2 separate regions of the Homo sapiens genome follow, and region 1 is linked to region 2. A link is a loop called in an ENCODE intact Hi-C map of the cell type or tissue named here. Cell type or tissue: HCT116. All regions are shown on one strand. Each heading gives the region's core, and the rest is flanking DNA. Links, peaks and the distances in the headings are about the cores only. Region 1 overlaps LOC105370324 (a long non-coding RNA gene). Region 2 has its middle 36 kb from the start of OXGR1.

Region 1 (12,025 bases), core at 1,485-9,484, 540 kb after region 2:
GCCAAGAGAGATTAATATTTGAGGAGTGGACTGGGAAAGGCAGACCCACCCTCAATCTGGGTGGGCACAATCTAATCAGCTGCCAGCATGGCCAGAATAGAAGCAGGCAGAAGAATGTGGAAAGACTAGACTGATTTAGTCTTCTGGCCTACATCTTTCTCCTGTGCTGGATGCTTCCTGCCTTCGAACATCATCAGACTCCAAGTTCTTCAGCTTTGGGACTCCTGCTGGTTCCCTTGCTCCTCAGCTTGCAGACGGCCTATTGTGGGACCTCACCTTGTGATCATGTGAGTCAATACTCCTTAATAAACTCCTCTTATATATACATCTATCCTATTAGTTCTGTCCCTTTAGAGAACCCTAATTCACATGGGGTTTGGAGTCCAATAGCCTGAGGATGGGTGCCACCTCCACCACCTACTAGCTGTGTGATCTTGATGAGACTAATTTAATTGCCTCTTTAAACTTGAGCATCTTAATTTGCACAATGGGATGTGATTCCTATGCCAAAGGAGAAATGAGATAGACGTGTTGTGTTCAATGCATTCACATGCAGTCAGTGCTCAACTAAAGGCAGTTGTGGTTGAGTTTCCATGTCTCCTTCCCTTGTACCTGCCATTGTTCTTTCCACTCTACTACTTAAATTACAAATCATAAATTAAATGAGTGCTCTACTTATAAAAGTATTTGCCACATCATTATTTAGAGTTATGTTCCCCAATTATGTTGAATGGTCTATTTATACCCTACTAAGTACTTGACAGAGATGTGAGAGAAAATTAGAAAAGGAGAATGTCAAGTTTTCTGAGCTACCACTAAAAAAAAATGTTAATCTGGAAGTAAAAATCCCTGAAAGTATCATGAAGAAATAAAGAAGCATAATCTTACACAACTTATCAGGAATACATTATTATATGAAGAGGTACATGTATGTATTCTTGTCCTAGGGCAGCTATAACAAATTACCATAAGCTAAATGGCTTAAAACAGCAAAAATTTATTATTTCATAGTTCTGGAGGCCAGATGTCTGAAATTAAGGTGTTTGCAAGGCCATTCTCCCACAAAAGGCTCTAGGGGAGAATTCTTCCTTGCCTCTTTCTCATTTCCAGCAATCTCTGGCACTTCCTGGCTTGTAGCTGCATCCTCCAATTTTTGTTTCCGTCTTTATATGGTTATCTTCTGTGTCTGTCCAAATCTCTTTCTCCTTTCCCTTATGAACACACCAACCAGTGGATGTAAAACCAACCTATTGAGTATGACATCATCTTAACTGTATTAGCAAAGGTGCTATTTCCACCCAAAGTCCCATTCACAGGTACTAGAGGTTAGTATTTTAACATATATTTTAGAGGGACACAACCCACTACCATGTGTAAAATCAAAAATGTGCTTTAAGGTAACAAGGCCAATTTTGATGCAGGGCTAGTGGAATTCATCTTGATACCTTATAATTGTAAAATCAATCATAATAATAAGATGTATTTAAAGTGTAATAACATCAAAAGTACTTTTTAAAGTATTAGTCTTATAAACATTTATTTTCACCCTCAAACCTGGTGTATCTCATCTTTAATACCCAGAGAGATGCAACAAAGACCATGAACCTTGGTTAGTGTCCTGATTCCACTGCTTACCCTATAACCTTATTAATCATGTCAACACTTTATTAAACTCTGTGCTAACCACTTTACAAACATGATCTCTATATCTTCATGCAACCCCATGAGGGAGGTAGTATTATTTCTACTTTATAGATTAGGATTTGGAAGTTTTTAGAGAAGTTAATTGCCTTGTCTAAGACCAAACACTTAGTAAATTCTGCTGTAAAGACTTGAGCCCTCGTCTGTCCAACCAGGATGTGCACTTAACCATAATGCTCTTTTTAATTTGAGCAGAAATGTTATTTCTAGGAGCCTCTCCAAGCTTTAACTTCCTTCCAAGCAGTCTGTGATGGTTTGACTCTTTCAGCCATGACTCTGCCCTCTTGGTGTGCCTTCCTATAATGCAGAGGCTGGAAAGCCTAAAACTGCATCCCACAAATGCTCTTGCAAGTAGGGTTCTGGATGTTAGGCTCCATCACTTAGAGCCTCTCCTGTGTATCTAGGAGGCCAAAGTGAAGCAGAGGCCATCTCCTTGCCATCTGGGCTGCTTTTCTGCTAGCAAATCAAGTTGTGGGAAGTGAGGTTTGGGAGCAGATTTTCAGCATTCATTCTCCAGGTCCTTGGGTTGTAATAGGAAACATGGATGAAGGCAGTGGCTGCACTTCCTATCCCAGTGGCCAGTCATCAGCTCCGTGAATGTAGAGAGCAGGAAGAAAAGGCAGCTTTCCGCCTAACTTCCTGATCCTTGTATTGTGCCACGGTGGAGTGTTCTTGAACTCAGAAGTTCCAGAGGCAGCTTTGGCAATAGTCACTTCCTTGATGGTCAGTTCTGAATTATTTGGGGAGTTACCATTGATGACTAAGACTAGAACCCATTCCTCTAGCCCTTCCAAACATTCTGTAAACATCTAACAACCTGAAATGGTTTCCTATCAAAACCTCTTGGAATGGATTCTATTTTATGCACTGAACCATCCTTGATTAATACATAAATCAAGATTAATAATCCTTACCCATAGAAGGGTTTTCAGGCTGGACGTGGTTGCTCACGCCTATAATTCCAGAACTTTGGGAGGTGGAGGCGGGTGGATCATGAGGTCAGGAGTTCGAGACCAGCCTGGCCAACATGGCAAAACCCCGTCTCTACCAAAAATACAAAAAAAAAAAAAAAATTAGCCGGGTGTGATGGCAGGCACCTGTAATCCCAGCTACTCAGGAGGCTGAGGCATGAGAATCACTTGAACCCAGGAGGCGGAGGTTGCAGTGAGCTGAGATTATGCCATTGCACTCCAGCCTGGGTGACAAGAGCAAGACTCCATCTCAAAAAGAAAAGTGTTTTCATAAGAAAACTGAATGGAAAAATGTATATAAATGTACATCACAGTGTCTATTTTATTAATTTCCTTGTGTATTTATTTCTCAGTTCTTCCTATAAAATCAACGGACACTATCAGCCTGTGTTATATATACTCAGCATTTTCCCACAAACACATATCAACATAAAAATTGCACCAAAAGTGTATGAACTTGAAAGATAGAACATTTATGTCCATTCTCCTGTCTTGTTTTCTCTTGGTTGACATCCTTCATTTATGCGACATTTACGGAGAGCTTGTTATATGCCAGACATTGTGTTATGCTTATTTACATAGTAAGACTGTTTTCCTGCCAAACTAAAGGCATTCTCTAAAAAAGATTGAATTCCCACTGGAGATGAACCCCAGGCTCATGAATAAATTCTTGACAACCGAGAAACATTTCAGGAACATGAGACGATGTTCACTTTGTGATCTGATCCCAGCAAAGATCCTCTCGGTGGAGTCAGATCTGCTGGAATTTTGCTCCTTTAGGAAGTTCACTGTGATTAAAACAAATGGCCAAGGACTAAGGTAATGCCCTCCTAGAAGGACTATCTTCTTATTCATGTTGAAAATGGGGTTTTGCCCAGTGCTCAGCCTACTGGCCCACTCTGCAGGCTGATAACAGCCCCCAAACCCATCTGTCCTGAAAGGCCAGTTATATCAGAGAAGCAGGAAAGGCAGGATACACAAGGGAAAGAAATGTTTTCCCAAATTAAAAACTACCTAAGACAATAAGGATAGCCAATAGTCCCCAGGTCCACCAAAGATGTGGCATTTGACACCATCATTAAAGAAAGGTGACTTCCCTCCCTCCGGTGCTGGAATCAGGCAAAAATCGGGAAATTACTGCAGCATTCCTCTCAGACTGTGACCAGGTGGGTCTCAAGGCTGAAGTATGGTCTGAGAAAGTCCCCCAGAATTTTCCCTAGTAAAGTCTAGGACAGTTAGGGAACCTAAAAGGTTGGTTCTCCCTTTTTTGAGCACCCCACACATATCTCTAACTATATCTGTGGGCTCACTGTTCTGAAAAGACACCAAGTTTTTCCAGACAGAAAGGGTCCAATGACCTATTTCTGGTGACCAAGAGAAACATAAAAGCCTCAAAAACCTCAAACACAAAATACTCCCCACCCCCTACATACACACATGCTGCGATTTTGTAAAAATGTAATTCGTTGGCTGTTGGATTCGTTTTCTTGCTAAACAAAGGCTGCTCCCTGTTTCCTCATATGATGGGCATAATTACCAAAGTGATCCAAGTCTGCACATACTATTTTCCTTCCATTCACTGCAAGTCTGGAACAACAACAAGAGAAGTGACACTCCCAGAAGTGGAATTAACACACACCCCACATACTGCTTTCATGTCTCCTCTGGCTGCCACCTAAAACAGAGTTACAGATCCTGACCCTCCCCATCCTCAGACACAAGGATCACAATTGATCAAACATTGTGGCAGGTGATTGTTTGGAGGAAGACTGAGATAAATGTAAGCTTTTAAAAACAGCTGGTGTTCTTACTTGAATTAAGAGTTTCGAGATCAAGCTATGCGATAAAGAAGTGTAATCCCTGACCATCCCTCTGATCTGGATTCTTCTCTCTGCTACTATGGAATATTTGTCAGTGTCTACCATTTGAAGACTAGGAGGAGGAGAAGGGAACCCTCTGTCTTCCCTCAGATTTTCACTGCCACCTCCACCCCAGCATCTCAGCTGAAATCCACATCTGTTCACAGAAGCCTCCATACTTCCCCAAGTCTGCCCATACACAGGCTTCTGGAGAGATTAAGAAGTTTGACATGGAGAAAGGGTGGAACAAGATGGCCAAATAGAAGGCTCCACTGATCTTCCCCCTCACACGGATACCAATTTGACAAATAGGGTGACCTAGTATTTGCTAGCACAATAGGATGCACAATAGGTGACAAATCAAAAATAATTTAATTGTACATTTTTAAATAACTAAAAGAGTACAGTTGGATTGTTTGTAACACAAAGGATAAATACTTGAGGTAACAGAGACCCCATTTACCCTGATGTGATTATTACACCTTGTATGCTTGTACCAAAATATCCCATAATGCCCCATAAATATATATACCTATTATATACCAACAAAAATTAAAAATTTAAAACAAAAGTTTTCTAGGTACTCCAGGATGGTGATGGTGTTAATGAGCACTGGCTAACACAGGGGCAGGCTGAGGGTGAGGCAAGAAGCAGCTCAAATAGACCCTTTGCAATGGACTGCAGCGGAGCCACGTGGGGAGATGTGGCATTGGTTGTCCACTTACAGTTTTGCTTTTTGAGTGATTTTTATGGTCTCTGCAAGCCTTCTGCAAGGTTTCTTGGATGTGCTTTAAATATTTAACTAAGAAGTTAGTGCCTATCTCACCTAAATTGAAGCTGTGCAGGAAGACTGGTAGCAGTATGGCAAAGAGAACGATCTGCAAGAGAATGTTAGAGCCATCCAGAAAACAGGTGACTGGTGTCAACAGAGTGGATTTGTAGAACACATGAGCAGTTTTAAGGGAGTTGCAGAAATACCTGGGTTGAGACGCAACAAAGTCTGCCTGAAAAACTTTGCCTTGTAAAAGGAGTGGCCACTGAAGGACCAGAGATTCTCTTTGTCCCCATGGCAAGCTAAGAACTTGAGAAGACTTTGGCATACTGTGATCTTGCCATTTCAACTAGACCTCAGAGGATCTAATGGATTCTCATCAACAGCCAGCAGTTCACAGGCTACTTTCTGAAAACAACTGATTCACCAAAACTGAGCCCTAGAAGGCATAAGCATGTGTGGCCATCTCCTGTGGCAATGTCACAACCTGAAACAAACAAATAAAAAAAGCAGAGAGTCCATATGCCAAAGATCAAGGGTGCAGATGTATCCGGGCATTCCCATTGGGACCTTTATTGTGTGAGCCTGAGAAGGACAGTGAATGCAATGTATTATAGGTCCAAGGACAACCAAGCTACTGGATAAGAGAAAGGATGCTGGTCTGAGTGAGAATCTCAACTTCAAGCCCTTAATCAGAATATGCTCATCTAGTTCTGTCTCAGTTCCCCTGTTCATAATGGCAGAAGAGAGGCAAGGGACTCACAAGACAATCTGCAATGCTCTTTACAGCTTGATGACTCAAAGCAGGAGACAGAATTGTGGAAGGTGGTGCTGTGGTGTGAGCCCTAGGCTGGGTTCCCAGACCAGCCCACAGGGAAGCTTCTACCTCTGTTGCAACCAGGAAGTAAGGAATGAGGAAGCTGCCACCGCCCCTGCCACATTCCAGGACACACACCACCAGGGCTGCAGTCTAGGAATCGGGAGCCTGGAAGCATGAAGCTGCCACCACCACTGCAAACTGACTCTTTATACCCCTGGAGCTGGAGTGAAGAGGTTCATGTATTTATTCCCTGAATGATCATCAAAAACAATTTACCCAATCTGCCTGCAGTGAGGGCAGCTTCATCCACACAGGAAAAGAAACTGGGATTTGGGACATTTTTCAAAAGTGAACACAAAGAACGCATATGTTCTAGAAAAAGCACCAGACTAATTAAGTGAATGAGCTTTGAGAACAGACAGATCTGAGTACACAGACTGCCCCCACCAGATACCTGCCTCATTTTCCATATCAGTAAAGTGGGGGTAATAATTCTACCTATATTGCTCTGCTATGACAACAGTTACATGAGGTGATGCACATAGTGTACCTAGCACAGTGCTGGAAAAGGGTGCCAGCTATGCTCGGGCATCCAGCCACCTCCTTCTCCTGTGCCTTCCTGTATTGCAGACCCCTGTTGGATGACAGAGTTGGGAAGCTAAAAGCCACCACAGCTAGAGTTCTGCATGCCAATCAGGGTCTGTGTGGCAGATGCACTGTCATGCAATTTGGAAGGCAGAATCCAGGAGACGCCCAGCGCTGCTACTTCTGGCTTTCTGCTGGTAAGTAAGGTTGTGGAGATGTGGCATTTCTGCAGTGGTGTCCCACTGTCCAGACACTAACTCTAAGGGTGTCAAGAGGCAGTTTGCAGTGGTGGTGGCAGCTTCATGCTCCCAGCTTCCCAATTCCTGGACTGCAGCCATGGTGGTGTGTGTCCTGGAATGTGGCAGGGTCAGTGGCAGCTTCCTCATTCTCCCCTTCCTGGTTGGAACAGAGGTAGAGGCTTCCCTGGTGAGCTGGTCTGGAAGCCCAGCCTGGGGCTGGCCACCCCCACCACTTCCCATGATTGTGTGAGCACCACCTCCCGACACTAATCCCTTCCTGCTTAAAACACCAGGCATCTTCCAGATCCCTGCAGTGAACTCTGACAGTTATGCACCCCATGGAGCACAGGGTAAACTTCCAATACAACTTGGCTATGTCTACATTTTCAACTGAGGACCTACTATGTGCCAAGTCCTAATATACATATTGTTTTAACCCCCAATGATTCTGCCAGCTATGAATTTTTATGACTATTTGTATACATAAAGACGTTCAGTGATTTGCATAAGGTCACTCAACTAATAAATGACAGATGAGTGTGGCCGCAAAACTCATAAGAACACATAACAATCTTAGGACCGACAGAAGTAAAAACCTCTTTGTGTTTTTGCTTTTCTTTACTGATATCATATCAGAGTTCCTCCAGCGAATAAAAGGATCCTAGATGGCCCCTGGGGGCAATTAACTGCTTTTTGGAAGCTTTCAAACTAATGAATTATGAGATGCAAAAATCAATGGAGACTTACTTTAAAAAAGAAACAGCATCCATCATTAGTGATGTTAGAACCAGGTAACACAGAGTTCTCCAAAACTTTAAAGATGCAGACTGCAGCAACTCTGAGAATGGCTCCTACACCTTAGGTGACAGGCCATGTAATTAACCGAGGGCCCCCCTGTACCTCCCACAGCTGTGCCTGGCCAGTGAGTGATCCTCAGGGACGCCAAAGCAGCCGGTTTCTGGGAGACACTGGACTCTTCTGAAGGTTGATCTTGGCCCAAAGACTCCCCAGTAGCCTTACAAACCTTCCTTAAACTGCACAGCTGTTTCAAAACCACAGTGCTCCCACCTAACCTTCCCACCCTCTCCTCTTCCCTGGATCAGGCTTACAGGGCGAGCCGAAACTCTCGCAGCCTTTTCTGATACTCTTCATCTTCTCTCACACGGTAGTGTCCGCTAATGGAATCTTGGCACATTTAACGCCGTTTTGCCATCTGCCTCCCATAAAGCCTGGACTAACACATGGAATTCAGCACTATCGTCTACCCTCCCACTCACAAAACAAGAATTACATTGTATTTTACAATATAAAATGCATGAACACATTTAATGTACTCAGACTCATGTCCAAAACATGAGAGAGAATGTTCTTTAGCACTAAAACTGTTCACCACTACCTGAAGAGCTAAGGAGCTAGTTTTCTTACCAAAAAGAAAAAAGGCGGGGGGAGGGGTGGTGGCGGGTAGAGGGCATTTAAAATAACATCTGAGAGAAGACTATTTAACTCCCAAAACAACTAGATTCCACTGAAATAACAAACAGAAGTAGAATTGCTAAATCCATCTCTTCTCAGAGAAGAAAAGCACATATTTGCTTTTGCTCCAGAGATTTTTTTAATACAGTATTTAATGGGAAGGCTGAGTTTGTAGGGCAGTTAAATCACAGGAGACCCAGAGAACCAAATACTTCACTCTGTGCTTCATCCGACTTTCCCAGTAGCTCTCCGCTGGCCATTATGCCTCATAGAATGCATTCTAATGGCTTAAAATGACAGTGTTTTGTTTACAAAATGGCTCCATTCCTCAAGGAACCCAAGAGCCTGTGCACTGTAACAGGGCTATTGATAGAAAATAAACTGCACAGTGTGACAGAAGCTGGTCCCACCTTCCTGCCCTGTTATCCATTTTGAGGTCAAACGTATCAGCTCAGAAGTAAGGCCTGAGGGGGCACAGCCAAACATCCCTAAGAGAACTGAGCAAAGAGCTCAGGAAGGTGAACTGAGGGCCAACATCCTGGCACCGATACCAAGGAGAGGATTTGACCCAAGTGTTCACTAAATATTCTGACCTTGAGAGGCAAGTCCTGGAATCATGTGGATTTGCTCTGTCTGCTGAATTTTAAAATGTCAGTCTTAGACTAGAGCTTTAGCAGGGGACTCAGCAGCCTCTCTCCTTTCTGTTTCTAATGCCAAAAAAAAAAAAATACTAAACGCAAATATGATCTAAAACAAGGAAGAGGGTCTGTTTTCTGTAAGAGGCAGAATTTATAAGCTTAGAACAATAAGCGAAATATTAGTCCTTAAATTAGTAAATTCCACTTTGATCTTCTATGAGTGAGAGGAAGAGTTTTGCAAGGGAGAGTTGTAAGGAATTCTCTAGAAACAACAGGCCCTGAAATAGGGTAACTTAAGGTGGTATGTCTTTGTTACTTTTACATATTGCACAAATGACCCATCCAGCCTTGGATAATCACTGTATCCTCACTTTGAGAACTTCCAGAGTAGTGACTCAGTCATCAGTTTTTTTAGTACTCGGCCATATTTTAGTCAACTTCAATAAATAAATGAGTACAGGTTTTTCGAGGGTTAAAACAGTGAATATTTTTTATATCTAAGGCTTTTGAATATGTGTGTATGTGTGTGTGTGTGTGTGCATATATATATTTCATTCATATATTTCATTCATATATATACATATATATGTATATATGTATATATATGTATATATATGTATATATATGTATATATATGTGTATATATATGTATATATATGTGTGTATATATGTATATGTGTGTATATATATATGTATATATATATGTGTGTATATATATGTATATATATATGTGTGTATATATATATGTATATATATATATATATGTATATATGAATGAAATCCCTTAATGGACATAGTGGAATATTAGCCTTAAAAAGGAAAGAAATTATGATAACGTGCTACAACAGAGATGAACTTTGAAGACATAATGCTAAACAAAATTAGCCAGACACAAAAAGACAAATACTGGATGATTCCACTTATATGAGGTATCCAGAGTAGTCAAATTCATAGAAACAAAGTGGAATAGTGGTTACCAGGGTCTGGGAGGCAGGGGAATGGGGAGTTGTTTAATGGGTATAGTTTCAGTTTTGCAAGATTAAAATGTTCTAGAGATTGGTTGCCCAACAATATGAATATACTTAACACTTCTAAACTGTGCACTTAAAAATGGCTAAGATGGTAACCATGTTATGTGTATTTTACCACAATTAAAAAAATGTCTGGCTAGGTGCAGTGGCCCATGCCTATAATCCCAGTGCTTTGGGAGGCCGAGGAAGGAGGATTGCTTGAGGCCAGGAGTTCAAGACCAGCCTGGGCAACACAGTGAGACCTCATCTCTACAGAATTAAAAAAAAAAAATTAGCCAGATGTGGTGGTGCATACCTGTAGTCCCTGCTACTCGTGAGGCTGAAGCAGGAAGATTACTTGACCACAGGAGTTTGAGGCTGCAGTGAGCTGACTACACCACTGCATTCTGGCCTGGACATCAGAGGGAGAACCCGTCTCAAAAAAAAAAAAAAAAAAAAAAAAATGGCTGGGCGCAGTGGCTCACGCCTGTAATCCCAGCACTTTGGGAGGCTGAGGTGGGTGGATCACGAGGTCAGGTGTTCGAGACCAGCCTGACCAATATGGTGAAACCCAGTCTCCACTAAAAATAGAAAAAATTAGCCAGGTGTGGTGGTGCACACCTGTAATCCCAGCTACTCAGGAGGCTGAAGCAGGAGAATCGCTTGAACCCAGGAGGCAGAGGTTGCAGTGAGCTGAGATCACACCACTGCATTCCAGCCTGGGCGACAGAGCAAGACTCCATCTCAAAAAAAAAAAAAAAAAAAACCTTACTATATTAAAGGGTTTACTGACAGATTGCATTTTTCTTCAGAGTCTGTTAGCAATGTCAAAAACATTACTAAAATCACAACAGAAATTCACAAAGCCCAGGAATTACATTTGTTCATATTTGGTGGGGAAAAAATCCTAGTAAAAACTGAACTTGACTGGGGCAGTTCCTATTACTTAATCCAAGGGTTCTGAGTAAGGCAAAGGATTTCTGAAGGAGAAAAAAATGTCAGAAAGATACTAGCTAGCCAGCCCCAAAGCAGTTCTTCCTGGGAATTTCTCTGATTTCTTTTTCAGCTAGCCCACCCACCACACCAAGTATCTCCACCAGATCATCAGGAGAGACAAATGATTCCTCCTCTTATCTCTTAACCAAATGTCCTACTGGTGACCTGAGAGTATCTGCATTTGCAACACATAATAAATGCTTGCTTGGCTAAAAGGGATTAGTAACTCTGACATCATGAACAAAGGACCACACCAGGGAACCATCTGGAATTTGGTAAATCACTACATAGACGGAATGACATTAATTCCAGGGCTTATTTGAGGCTTAATGTCCAAAAACTACTAAGCTATTAATTAGAGAAAATGAAATCCTTTTACACACAAAGCATGCCATTGTGGTATGTATTATGGTCTGGTATATATGTTGGTCCCTCACCAACCCTGGGGACTTCTATCTTGAAAACTATCGTAATTGGCAAAATCAGCCCTGGTCAATATCAGGCTTGCAGAGAAAATAGGGGATTAAGAGGGAGAAAATAAAAATGGTATTTCATATATTTTTTAAAGCAAAGGTTTGAGAAAATAGCAAATTATTTCTTTCCTTTATTTTACTGAATTCTTCTGTACCAAAGCAATGCATGCTTATAACAAGGACAGTGGAGCTATGTAAAGATAGTTAAGAGTCTCCCCCTCCATGCTTCTAATCTCAGTATCCTGAGATAACCAATATTAAGTTTTATAAGTACTCTCCCACAACTTTCCTTATGTTTATACACATATATGTAAATATATTTAAGGATATACAGGATAAATATATATGGAATATATCTCCTATATATGAGATAAAGGTGTACATATTATATAGGATTTTGCTTTAACAAAACTAATGTTACCACTACTTAGTAGTTTATTTCATTTAATAATAACACTATAGATTTCCCTTAACTTTGGTTCCTATAG
Region 2 (12,025 bases), core at 1,525-9,524:
TGTATATGGTCCAGGCATGGTGCCTCATGCCTGTAATCCCAGTACTCTGGGAGGCTGAGGCGGGCGGATCACCTAAGGTCAGCCTGGCCAACATGTTGAAACCCCATCTGTACTAAAAATACAAAAATTAGCCAGGTGTAGTGGTCGCACCTGTAGTCCCAGCTACTGGAGAGGCCAAGTCATGAGAATCGCTTGAAACCAGGAGGCAAGGGTCGCAGTGAGCCAAGATTAGGTCACTGCACTCCAGCCTGGGCAACAAAGCAAGACTGTCTCAAATATATATGTACGTGTGTGTGTATATATATATACACACATATATATATGTATATGTGTGTGTGTGTGTGTGTACACATGTGTGTGTGTGTATATATATATAACCCAAAAAAAGCCCAAATAGCTAAGGCAGTAGTAAGCAAAAAGAACAAAACTGGAGGCATCACATGACCTGACTTCAAAATATACTACAAGGCTACAGTAACCAAAACAGCATGGTATTGGTACAAAAACAGTCAAGTAGATAAATGGAACAGAATAGAGAGCCCAGAAATAAGCCTGCACATCATTTTCACCTTTAAATTTGGGAAATGTACGGGAGGTAGATAGAATATTTATATCAAATAGAGAAATCATGTATTCTTTATGCCATTGATTATATTGTCAATAATCTTTTGTAGGATGATTTGACACTATACATGAAAAACTTATGGTTTTGTGTATCTTTTGAATTATGACTTTCCATTTCATGATTGTACCTTAAGAAAACAACACAAACATGAGCAAAAATTTAACTAAAAATATATTCCTTACCATATTGTTTATAAAAACTTAGAAAATGGAAATAAATATGCAACACTAAAAAGTTGGCTGAATAAATTGTACCACATTCATATAATAAAGTGTAATTTAGCCATTTAAATGATTTTGTAGAACATTTAATGTCAGAACAATGCTAAAGATTTTACTGGTCAGAATAAACTAGATAAATAGAGATAGACATAATGTAGTTTGAGAACAATTCCAAAGTTCTCAGTGCCTTACACAATGGCACATATAGAACCAGGTGACTCTTTGGGGCAGCTGTCCACCCTGTATGTGTTGGTTTAGCATTTCCAGATATTTCCCTCTTATGGCAAAATCTCTTTTTTTCCATCTCCGAGTTACAGCAAGAAAAGAGCATATCAGATCATCACTACTAGGGATTAAAATGCTTGTACTTCAAAGTAACTTATGTCACTTCAGCTTATGTTTTATTTGCCAAAGTCAACGGCCACATCAAACCTCAAAGGAGAGGGAAGTAAGTCATTTCATGCCCTTAGAAGTAGAGAAGAACACAATATTGATGAATAGTAGTATTCTTACCATTAACATGTATTGTTAAAAGTTTAATATAATAATACAACTTGTAAAAATTGTGTGTACATGTGTTTGTGTATGTGTCTCTACATGTGTATCTATTTGGATAGAGATATAGATAAGATAGACGTGGACAGACACGTGTGTATATAGAATCAACAGAAACTCTCTGGGTAGCAGGACAATAGATGATTTTTATTTTCTCTTTTTTATTATCTGTATTTTCTAAGTTTTTTGCAATGAGCAAATGTTATTGGAATAAGACGTCAGGTTATAACATTAAAAAATATACCAACAAAGAAACTTGTTGGATATATTTTATTTTCCTTGGTAAATGTACATAATATGTTTATAACCATTTGAAGTTCAAATTTTATGAGTCTTTTAAGAAAGTGAAGTTCTTTAAATTTAAAAAAATGTGGGAATTGATGACAGCAGCAGTAGAAAATGAATACAGATTTTGCTACTTGGAAGTAGCATGCTGCTACAGCAAGTGCCAAACACGGAGACATGCTTTTAGAATTGAGTAATGAGCAAGGGTAGGAGAATTTTGCAGAATGTGGTAAAAAATACTAGATTGCCTTGAGCAGGCTATTAGGGGAAATATGGATGGGGAATATCCTGTTGGCGAGAGGTCAGAAGGAAGTGAGAAGCCTTCTTGTATTGTTTCAGAGAATACCTAAATCATCACCAACAGACTGTAGAACCTTCGTTAAAGTTACTGCCAAGTGAGGACTCAGAAGGAAAGGAGGATTGTGTTATTGGAAAGTGGGGCAAAGGAGAGAATTCCCTTGTTAGGGAATGCAGAAAGCTTCCTGGAATTATGTCCTGCAGTTATGTGGGAAGCAGGAGCTTGTAAGAGATAAACTTGCGTATTTAGCTGAGGGTATGTCCCAGCAACATGCTCAGGAAATGACCTGCTTTCTTCTTCCTGCTTACAGTAAACTGCAAAAGGAGAGAAATAAATCGAGGGAACAACTAGTAAGTGAAATAAAACCAACACTCAGTGATTTGAAAAATTATGTTTATGCAGATTGCAAAAGTTCTAAAATTAGGAGATTTACCATCAGAAAGTGCACTCTGGAGGAGAAACCAAGAGTTTGGCTAGACAACCTTTTGCTAGTGCCTCAGAAGGATGCAAAGATCAGAGCATATAGTCACATCAGGGCTGGTTGAAGAGATTCAAGCATGTGTGACTCATGGGAGCCCTCAGCCATCTCCACAGAACCAAAAATGGAGATGGGGTTATTATTCTATTCCTCATTTGTAGGAGTTTTAATCACAAATTGGAGCCAGAGTTTGTCAAATTCTTTTTCTGCATCTACTGAACTCAGAATCATATGAATTTTCATCTTTATTCTGTTAACATGCTGAATAGCATCTATTTTCAAATGTTATCCTAACATTTCATTCCTGGAATGAACCCCATGATGTATTATTTCTTCTTTTATATTGACTGATTCAATTTGCTAATATTTTGTTAAGGATTTTCACTTGTATGTTCTTGAGTAATATTAACCTATAATTTTCTTTTCTTGCAAGGTTTATTTGTTGTTGTTTGTGTGTTCTTTATATTTTGATATCTGGATGGTACTGGCCTCATTAAATGAGTTGAAAATATTCCTTCTTCCTCTTCTGCTTTCCAAAATAATTTGTGTACAGTTACTATTATTTCTTCTTTAAGTGTTTGATAGAATTCACAGGTGAAATTATATGGACCTGACATTTTCTTTGAGGGAAGGATTTTGATAGCAAATTCAATCTCCTTAATAACATTTTCTGCTTATTTTGTATCAGGTTTGGGAGGTTTTATTTTTCATTTGAGTTTTTAAATTTATTGGCATAAAGTTATTTATATTATTTCTTTATTTTCCTTTCAATCACTGGAGTGATATGCTCTTTCATTCTTCATATTTCTAATTTTTGTTTTCTCTCCTTTCACTTAAAGAGTACTATCTATCAGTTTGGTTAATCTTTTTTTTTTTTTTTTTTTTTTTTTTTTTTTTTTTTTTTTTTTTTTTGAGACAAGTCTCGCTCTGTTGCCCAGCCTGGAGTGCAGTGGCACGATCTCTGCTTACTGCAAGCTCCACCTCCCAGGTTCAAGCCATTCTCCTGCCTCAGCCTCCCGAGTAGCTGGGACTGCAGGCGCCAGCCACCACGCCCGGCTAATTTTTTGTATTTTTAGTAGAGACGGGGTTTCACCGTGTTAGCCAGGATGGTCTCGATCTCCTGACCTCGTGATCCGCCCTCCTCGGCCTCCCAAAGTGTTGGGATTACAGGCGTGAGCCACCGCGCTCGGCCGGAAATCTCTCAATTTTTAGAACCCTATCCACATTTATGGGTGGGAGAGAGACATAGCATCTACCCTGACTTTCTACCTTCTTGGTCATTTGGCCTCTGGGAGATTCTTAAAAGCATTTCTACTCTCTCTCTTATCCTGAAATTTCTAGCCACAGGCCATATTTTGCTAGCATGTTTTGCTTACCTGCATACACATAAAAATGTGTAGCTGTCCAGTGTTTTGAATGGAACTGAGCAAAGCTACATAGCCAGTTTTCCTTTCTTTCTCTCTTTTATATTTTAAGAATTGCTGAGGAGGGCGGTTGTTTTGTTTTGTTTTTGTTTTACTTCCTTGTCAGGTCTGCAAAAAACTCCTTAAAGCCTCAATCCCATTTCCAGAAAATTTAATCACAAAATTAGGCATGTCTGCCCTCTAGTGGCAGGCCTGGTGATTACCATAGAAGCCGAATATTTTGACACCGGTTTTTGATGGAATTACCATCCAATAAGACGGCCACGTCAGATTGTGTTTAACCACCAAGCCATGACCTTTACTTCGTCTCTAATCTTCACTCTACATAAAAAGAACTTTCCTTTTTCTCTGTATCAATGTTTGAATTTATTCGTTTATACTAAATGTATATTACCTTTATGGTAAAAAAAAATATGGAATTAAAAAATATATGTTTATAACAGCCTTGGCCTTTAGGGAGGTAATAGTATGTTTAATGAAACTGTTGTAATAAAGGAGTTTTAATACTGAAAACATAACAGGTCATCACAGAGAGGAAACAATGTGAAACATTAAGTGATTTCTTACACACTTTGAAAATAGGAATAGGGTCCAAGTATTCTCTCTAGACCTGCCACCAACCTGCTTTCTACTAGAGAGCCAAATAAAGATTTTAAATCAGGGAGTAAAAGCCAGGCATAATATCCTTTTTTGGGGGGGAGGGGGATGGAGTCTCGCTCTGTTGCCTGGGCTGGAGTGCAGTGGCGTGATCTTGGCTCACTGCATCCTCCGCCTCCCAGGTTCAAGCAGTTCCCCTGCCTCAACCTTGGGAGTACCTGAGACTACAGGCATGCCACCGTGCCCGGCTAATTTTTGTATTTTTAGTAGAAATGGGGTTTCACTGTGTTGGCAAGGCTGGTCTCGAACGCCTGACCTTGCGTGATCTGCCCATCTCTGGCTCTCAAAGTGCTGGGATTACAGGCAAGAGCCACCACACCCAGCCTATCCTTCATTTTTCAGAGCAGTGTTTCAGATACTTTTGATCCTTGGCTCATTTTGATAAACTTGAAAATCTCAACATCTTCCTTCCCTCCTAGAGAGTCACAGCCACCATCTGGGAAGAGTTTCCTCAAAGCTTTAACTTCTGTAGTCCGTAGGACAAAATAATAATTTCTGTATTAGTTCATTCTCTCACTGCTATGGAGAAATACCTGAGACTGGGTAATTTTTAAAGAGAAGAGGCTCACCCTTTCACAGGCTGTATAGGAAGCATGGCAGCATCTGCTCGGCTTCTGGGGAAGTCTCAGGAAACTTACAATCATGGTGGAAGTCGAAGGGGAAACACTGCTTCGCATGGCTGGAGCAAGAGAGCGGGGTGAGGTGCTGCGCACTTTTAAACAACCAGATCTCAAGAGGACTCACTATCACCATGACAGCACTAAGGGGGATGGTGTTAAAGCATAAGAAACCGACTCCATGATCCAATCACCTCTCACCAGGTCCCACCTCCAACACTGGGAATTACAATTGAACATGAGATTTGGGTGGGGACACAGATCCAAACTATTTCCTTCATTTCTAAAATTAAAAAATATATTGGTAATTGCTTTGCCTACCTCTGACCTGCCGCCACCCTCCACACAACCCAAGTATACTGTTCAGTGAGGATCACTGTTTTAAAATTCTAGTTTCATTAGCAAAAGATAACTTCCCTCTTGCTGATCTCAGAAGGTTTTACCCATCATTGATTCTAAGCAAAATACATGTTCATTCTCAGTTATCATGAAGGATCTGCATCTCAAAAATCTCTGACGTCTCTCTCAACATAACATGGTTCATTCTACATTTATTTTTATTTAATATATTGATCAGTGGGCATGATGGGCACATGACTACAGACTATTATAATTTGTCTGCCTGATGGTGCCTGAGCCCATGCTGTTTCCATCACCACTCTGGGTTTGTGTTACTGATGGAGTAAGTTTCAGGAGGGAGAAGGATCGAGGGCTGGCTGATATGCACAGTAGTTGGTAAATGTTTAAAGGGTTGAAATTTTAAATTTTATTTAGTATATGGCTACTCATACTGAAATTTCATATAAGTCAGGAAGTCAGTTTTTAAATAGGCAAAAGTTTCAAATGCTTCAAAACTCAACTGGTTAAATATTAAGCTTCCAAAAAAAGACATAATTTGTTGGCTGATGGTAGGGGTAGGGCAGTGGTGCGGGAGGTGTGAATGGAAAAACAAATACTCTGTGTAAAAGAGGTGTTACTTAAGATAACCTCTTACATTTTATTTTGCAAATTGTAATCTGATTACAGCATAAATTTTAGACCACTGAAATTAGAAAGGCTATAGATAGTTGAGGTCATTAATAATTATTAAGGCTGTGAGTTTGTGTGTGGGAGGGGTGAGTAGTGAATGTCAGGTGAGAGGTCTTATAGAAAGGGGACAATTTGGATAACAAATTTGAGATTAAGATAGTGACAAATACATATACTTCCAAAGTGGACTGTGGCTCTTTATGCTCAATGTTACATATCATGGCCACAAGATGGGGACACAACGTAATCTTCCCTTGTATCATGCTGGTGACAAGCAAAAACTCAAACAATGCAGGTCTTAAGTCAAAGTTACTCTATGTTTACATGAGTAAGAATTCTCCTCCCATTTTCATTTGGAATTTAATGCTAAGGTTGGCCCTATATCCAGTACAGACAGTGTGTTTGTCAGAGGGAGCATGTATTTGTGAAAACTACTTATTTTAAAAAATAATTTGGGGCCGGGCGCGGTGGCTCACGCCTGTAATCCCAGCACTTTGGGAGGCCGAGGCGGGTGGATCACGAGGTCAGGAGATTGAGACCATCCCGGCTAAAACGGTGAAACCCCGTCTCTACTAAAAATACAAAAAATTAGCCGGGTGTAGTGGCGGGCGCCTGTAGTCCCAGCTACTTGGGAGGCTGAGGCAGGAGAATGGCGTGAACCCGGGAGGCGGAGCTTGCAGTGAGCCGAGATCCCGCCACTGCACTCCAGCCTGGGTGACAGAGCGAGACTCCGTCTCAAAAAAAAAAAAAAAAAAAAAAAAAAATAATAATAATAATAATAATAATAATTTGGACAGACAGTATGGCAGCCAAAATTTGCTTCCCAGTTTTACCCTAGGTCCAGATTGTAGAATCCTGGAGTCACCATGTTCTGCAGGAGCCCTAGTGTATGGGAGCAGAAGCTTCGGTCCCCAGTCTGCATTCTTCTAATACTATCCAACTGAGTCACTGTGTCAGATGATTTTGCAGTCTTCCTCTATTATTTCCTTCTCCATTTTTGCATGGAATTTTTCATCTTTGATGTTTGTGTGTAAGAGTTTTGCAGAATATTGAATTTAAGCATTTCATACCATGATATAACAATTTTTTTAAACTTCTGTGATCTCCCAGAGTTAACCATTTAGAATACATTCACTTCCATGATAAAATTTTGGAACATCAGTGTGTGCCGTATCTTATATATTTCATATATTTTTATATATGAAATAAAATAACTATCCATTGCTTTATCTACACAGGTATCAGATATTTCTGATTTCATATGTCTGAAATCAATATTTAAACCAGGACTCACTTCTCATATAAAGTTATATCAACTGTTCTTTACTGATAAACTTCTTTTTATATAGGTATATGAGATAAATTACATCTTCACATATAAATATATAGTTACATGTAGCTATGGATGAAGGAGTATATGTGTGTATAATAGATAAGATCTGGTATTTGATAGCACAACAGGTTGACTATAGTCAATAATAATTTATTATATATTGAACAATAACTAAGAGTAGAATTGGAATGTTCCTAAGACAAAGAAAGGATAAATACTTGAAGTGATGGATACCCCAATACCCTGATGTGATTATTACACATTGTATGTGATATGGTTTGGCTCTGTGTCCTCACCCAAATCTCATCTCAAATTGTAATCCTCACATGTCGACGAAGGAAAGTGATTGGATCATGGTGGGGAATCTCCCCCATGCTGTTCTCATGATAGTGAGTGAGTTCTCACGAGATCTGATGGTTTTAAAAGTGTTTGGAAGTGCTTCCTTTGTTCTTTTCTCTCCTGTGGCCTTGTGAAGAAGGTGATTGCTTCCTCTTTTGCCGTGATTGTAAGTTTCCTGAGGCCTCCCCATTCATGCAGAATTGTGACTCAATTAAACCTCTTTCTTTTATAAATTACCCAGTCTCAGGGAAGTTCTTTATAGTAGTGTGAAAACAAACTAATGCAATATGCCTGTATCAAAACATCATATGTACCCCATAAGTATATACACTTATGATGTACCCATAATTTTTAAAGGAAAATTATTTTTTAAAAGATATGTGTGTACATATATGCATATATGTAGCTATTTTATCCACATGTTTATAGATAAACTCCACAGCAAACTTTACATTTCTCTAACTTTCTGCTTGGCATTTCCAACTGGATGTTGCATAGGCATCTCAGTCTCTCAACATGTATTCTCATCCCCAACCTCTTCATGTATTGCCTGTCTTAGTGAGTGGGACTACAAGTCATCCAGTTGTCCGTGGGTCTTGACACCATTTCATCCTTCACCATGACTCTACAGTCAATCACTGTCTTGTGGATTGTCTTCCAAATATCTCTCAAGCCTACTAGTTCTCTTGTCCTTACAGAAACTTTCATAGAGTAGGCCTTCTTCTGGACCCATGGCCTCCTTTGAGTCCATCCCAACATGGCCATCAGCCTCGCCTATCTCAAGTGGGAATCTGACCATGTCTCTACCCTAGTTTAACCTTTCAGTACATCTCTCACCCCATTACCTAGAATTCCAGGCACTTAGCCGGATCTATAAGACTCCAAACTGCTGAGCTGAACAAGTATTTTTATTCCTCTAGCATTTGCTTGAATTGCTTTTTCCAAGAAAACCCTCCATGATGAATTTCACCTTAGAATTGTATTCAACTTCAAGGTTTATATCAAATGTTTTAAAATAAAGGTATTTTATACATGCATATGTGTTCATAATGTATCCATCTATATAAATTTAGATATATAATAACAAAACCTATATTGATATAGCAGTAAAGCCTAACTTTTGCTTGACCCTTGTATTAACTTGGCACTGCCACAAATGCAGGAAGATTTGAGGTCTTTTTACCTGGATGAAATTTCTAGACCCGCCCTGGGCCAGAAGAGAATTCACTGCCCTGATGGTATGGACCCAGTCTCAGTGGAATTCATTTATTGCACAAATATTCACTGAGTTTTAACTATATGATAGGTTCTTGAGATACATTATTAAATAAAACAGAGGGAAATCCTTGCCTTGGCAAAACGTAAGTTCTGGAATATTGAACATTTATTCCTTTTGTTTAACAAATCTACTTGTGAGTCAGATGGCTGAATAGAACCCTCCAGTAATCTCTCTCCTGCAGGAACACCAATTTGAACAACTATCCACATAAGAGAGTACCTTCATGAGAACCAAAATATCAGGTGAGTAATCACAGTACCTTGTTTGAACATAATATAAAGGAAGGAGGCACTGAAGAAGGTAGGACAGACAGTCTTGCATTGGCTATACCACCCGTTCCCCAACCCCAGGCAGCATATGGAGAAAGAATCTGTGAGCTTGGCAGAGAGAGTGAAGTGAGGTGTGACTTTGCATTGAAGCTCAGTCCTGCCTTGTCATGGCAAAACACAACACAGAGCATAATTCTGCTGGTGCCCACCGAGGCAGCATTTAGACCAGCCTGGGCCAGAGGAGATTTCCTCATTCCAGCAGGAGGAACGTGAGTTCTAGCCAGCTTCACCACTGGCTGGAACCCAGAATAAATTTGAGTGGCAGTCAGGCCACAAAGGACTGCAGCCCCTGGGCAAGCCCTGGTGCTGCACTAATTTCAGAGGCAGTGGACTTATGGTACAATCCAAAGGAGCTGTGGTGGCCAAGGGAGTGCCTGCATCACTCCTCCCCCAATTCAGGAAGTACAGCCCTGGGAGAGACTCCTCTGCTTGGGGGAAGGAGCAAGAAGATTTGAGGTCTTTTTTCCTGGATGGAATTTCTAGACCCACCCTGGGCCAGAAGAGAATTCACTGCCCTGATGGTATGGATCCAGTCTCAGCAGAATTCACTACCTGCTGATGATAGTGGTCTTGGGCCTTGAACAAACACGAGAAGCAACCAGTAAGTAGTCGCTGCAGGCCTTGGGTGAGCCCCAGTACTATGCTAGTCTGCAAGACTTCAAGTGTGTCCTTGTGCAATGCCAGTTATGGTGGCCCCAGGAGTGCTTGTGTCACCCTTTCTCTAACTCCAGGCAGCTCAGAGCAAAGAGAGGCTCTATCTGATTGAGGAAAAGAGAGGAAAGAGAGTAAGAGACTTTGCCTGGTAACCAGGAAATTCTCTCTTATCTTTCCCAAGTCCACCAAGGCTGTGTATCTAGGAGTCTGAAAGAGTTGCAGGATTCCTGTGCAACTCTTAGGACAACAACCCTTAGGACAGTAGTCACTGTCTTAAGCCAGTGACCACAGGCTTAGAACACAACACTCAATCCCCTTTGGATTCATAGAAAGCCCTATCAAGATGGATGAGTATAAATAAGCCCAGACTGTGAAGATTGAAACAAATACCTAACTCATCAATGCCAAGACACTAACAAATGTCCCCAAGCATCAAGAACATCCAGGAAAACATGAGCTCAACAAAAGGACTAAATAAGGCGCCACTGACCAATCCTGGAGTAATGGAAACATGACCTTTCAGATAGGGAATTCAAAATAGCTATCTTGAGGAAGCTCAGTAAACTTCAAGATAACACAGAAGGAATTCAGAATTCCATCAGAGAAATTTAACAAAGAAATAGAAATTAAAACAAAAGATCAAGCGGAAATTCTGGAGCTAAAAAATTCAATTGACAAATTGAAAATTTTATCAGTTTCTCAACATCAGAATTGATCAAGCAGAAGACAAAAAGTAATGAGCTTGAAGATAGGCTGTATAAAAATACACAGTCAGAAGAGAAAAAAAAATTTAATGAAGCCCACTGACAAATTCTCAAAATGCCAAATCTAAGAGTTACTGGCCCTAAAGAGGATAGAGAGAGAAAGATCAGAGTAGAACAAGAAGGTTAAAGAACACCAAAATGATTCAACCCAAATAAGACTACCTCAAGGCATATAATCAAACTCTCAAAGGTCAAAGATATGGAAAAGATCCTAAAAACAGCAAGAGGAAAGAAGCAAATAGCATATAAAGGAACTTTGATATGTATAGCAACAGATTTCTCAGCAGAAACCTTAAGGCCAGGATTGAGTGGGATGACATATTCAAAGTGCTGAAGGAAAATAAACACTGGCAACAACCTATAGTATTATATACAGAAAAATCATCTTTCAGATATGAAGAAGAAATGAAAACTTTTGCAGACAAAAGCTGAGGGCTTTTGTAAGTCAGTAGAACTGACTTACAAGAAATGTTAAAAAGAATTCTTCAACTTGAAAGAAAAGGACGTTAATGACGCCTGGTGTAGTGGCTCATGCCTGTAATCCTAGCACTTTAGGAAGCCAAAGTGGGCAGATCACTTGAGCTCAGGAGTTTGTGACCAAACTGGGCAACATGGCAAAAACCCTTCTCTACAAAAAAAATATAAAAATTAGCCAAGTGTGGTAGTGTGTGGTGTAAACCCAGCTTCTGGGGAGGCTGAGGTGAGAGGATTGCTTGAGCCCAGGAGGTGGAGGTTGCAGTGAGCCGAGATCATGCCACTGCACCTGGCATCAGGCCACTTCTCCAGCCTGGGAAACAGAGCAACACGCTGTCTAAAAGAAAAGAAAAGAAAAGGAAAGAAAAAAGAAAAGGGGAGGGGAGGGGAGGGGAGGGGAAGGGGAATGGGAAGGGGAAGGGAACATTAACGAGCAACAAGAAATCATCTGAAGGTATAAAAGGATAATAGTAAATATGCAGACAAATACAGAATACTCTAACACTATAATTGCAGCATGTAAACCGTTCATATATTTAGTGGGATGACAAACCTATCAAAAATAATAATTACAAAAACTTTTTAAAAGATAGACAATATAAAAATATATAAATGGAAACAATAAAAAGTTAAAAAGTTGGCCAGGCGCAGTGGCTCATGCCTG

The links. Peaks named below come from ENCODE experiments on the same cell type or tissue, not always from the same donor. Only the 100,000 strongest peaks of a DNase experiment are listed, where the experiment ranks them.
Region 1: a loop joins it to region 2, with 4 times the contacts of the local background. A loop is called at or near these places in 4 of 110 quality-filtered maps.

Annotation. Positions count from the first base shown.
Region 1 is chr13:97,561,908-97,573,932 of GRCh38, forward strand. All of the region lies in intron 3 of LOC105370324 (a long non-coding RNA gene), which reads right to left. Among named protein-coding and RNA genes, the nearest start is that of RAP2A, 130 kb to the left of the region's middle. In HCT116, for the core only: no CTCF peak of the experiment used is centred there; DNase peaks (open chromatin) are centred at 6,154 and 7,108; H3K4me3 peaks cover 922 bases; H3K27ac peaks cover 1,213 bases.
Region 2 is chr13:97,024,832-97,036,856 of GRCh38, forward strand. No RefSeq gene overlaps it. Among named protein-coding and RNA genes, the nearest start is that of OXGR1, 36 kb to the left of the region's middle. In HCT116, for the core only: CTCF peaks have their summits at 4,064 (motif pointing left) and 6,406 (motif pointing right); DNase peaks (open chromatin) are centred at 4,080 and 6,410.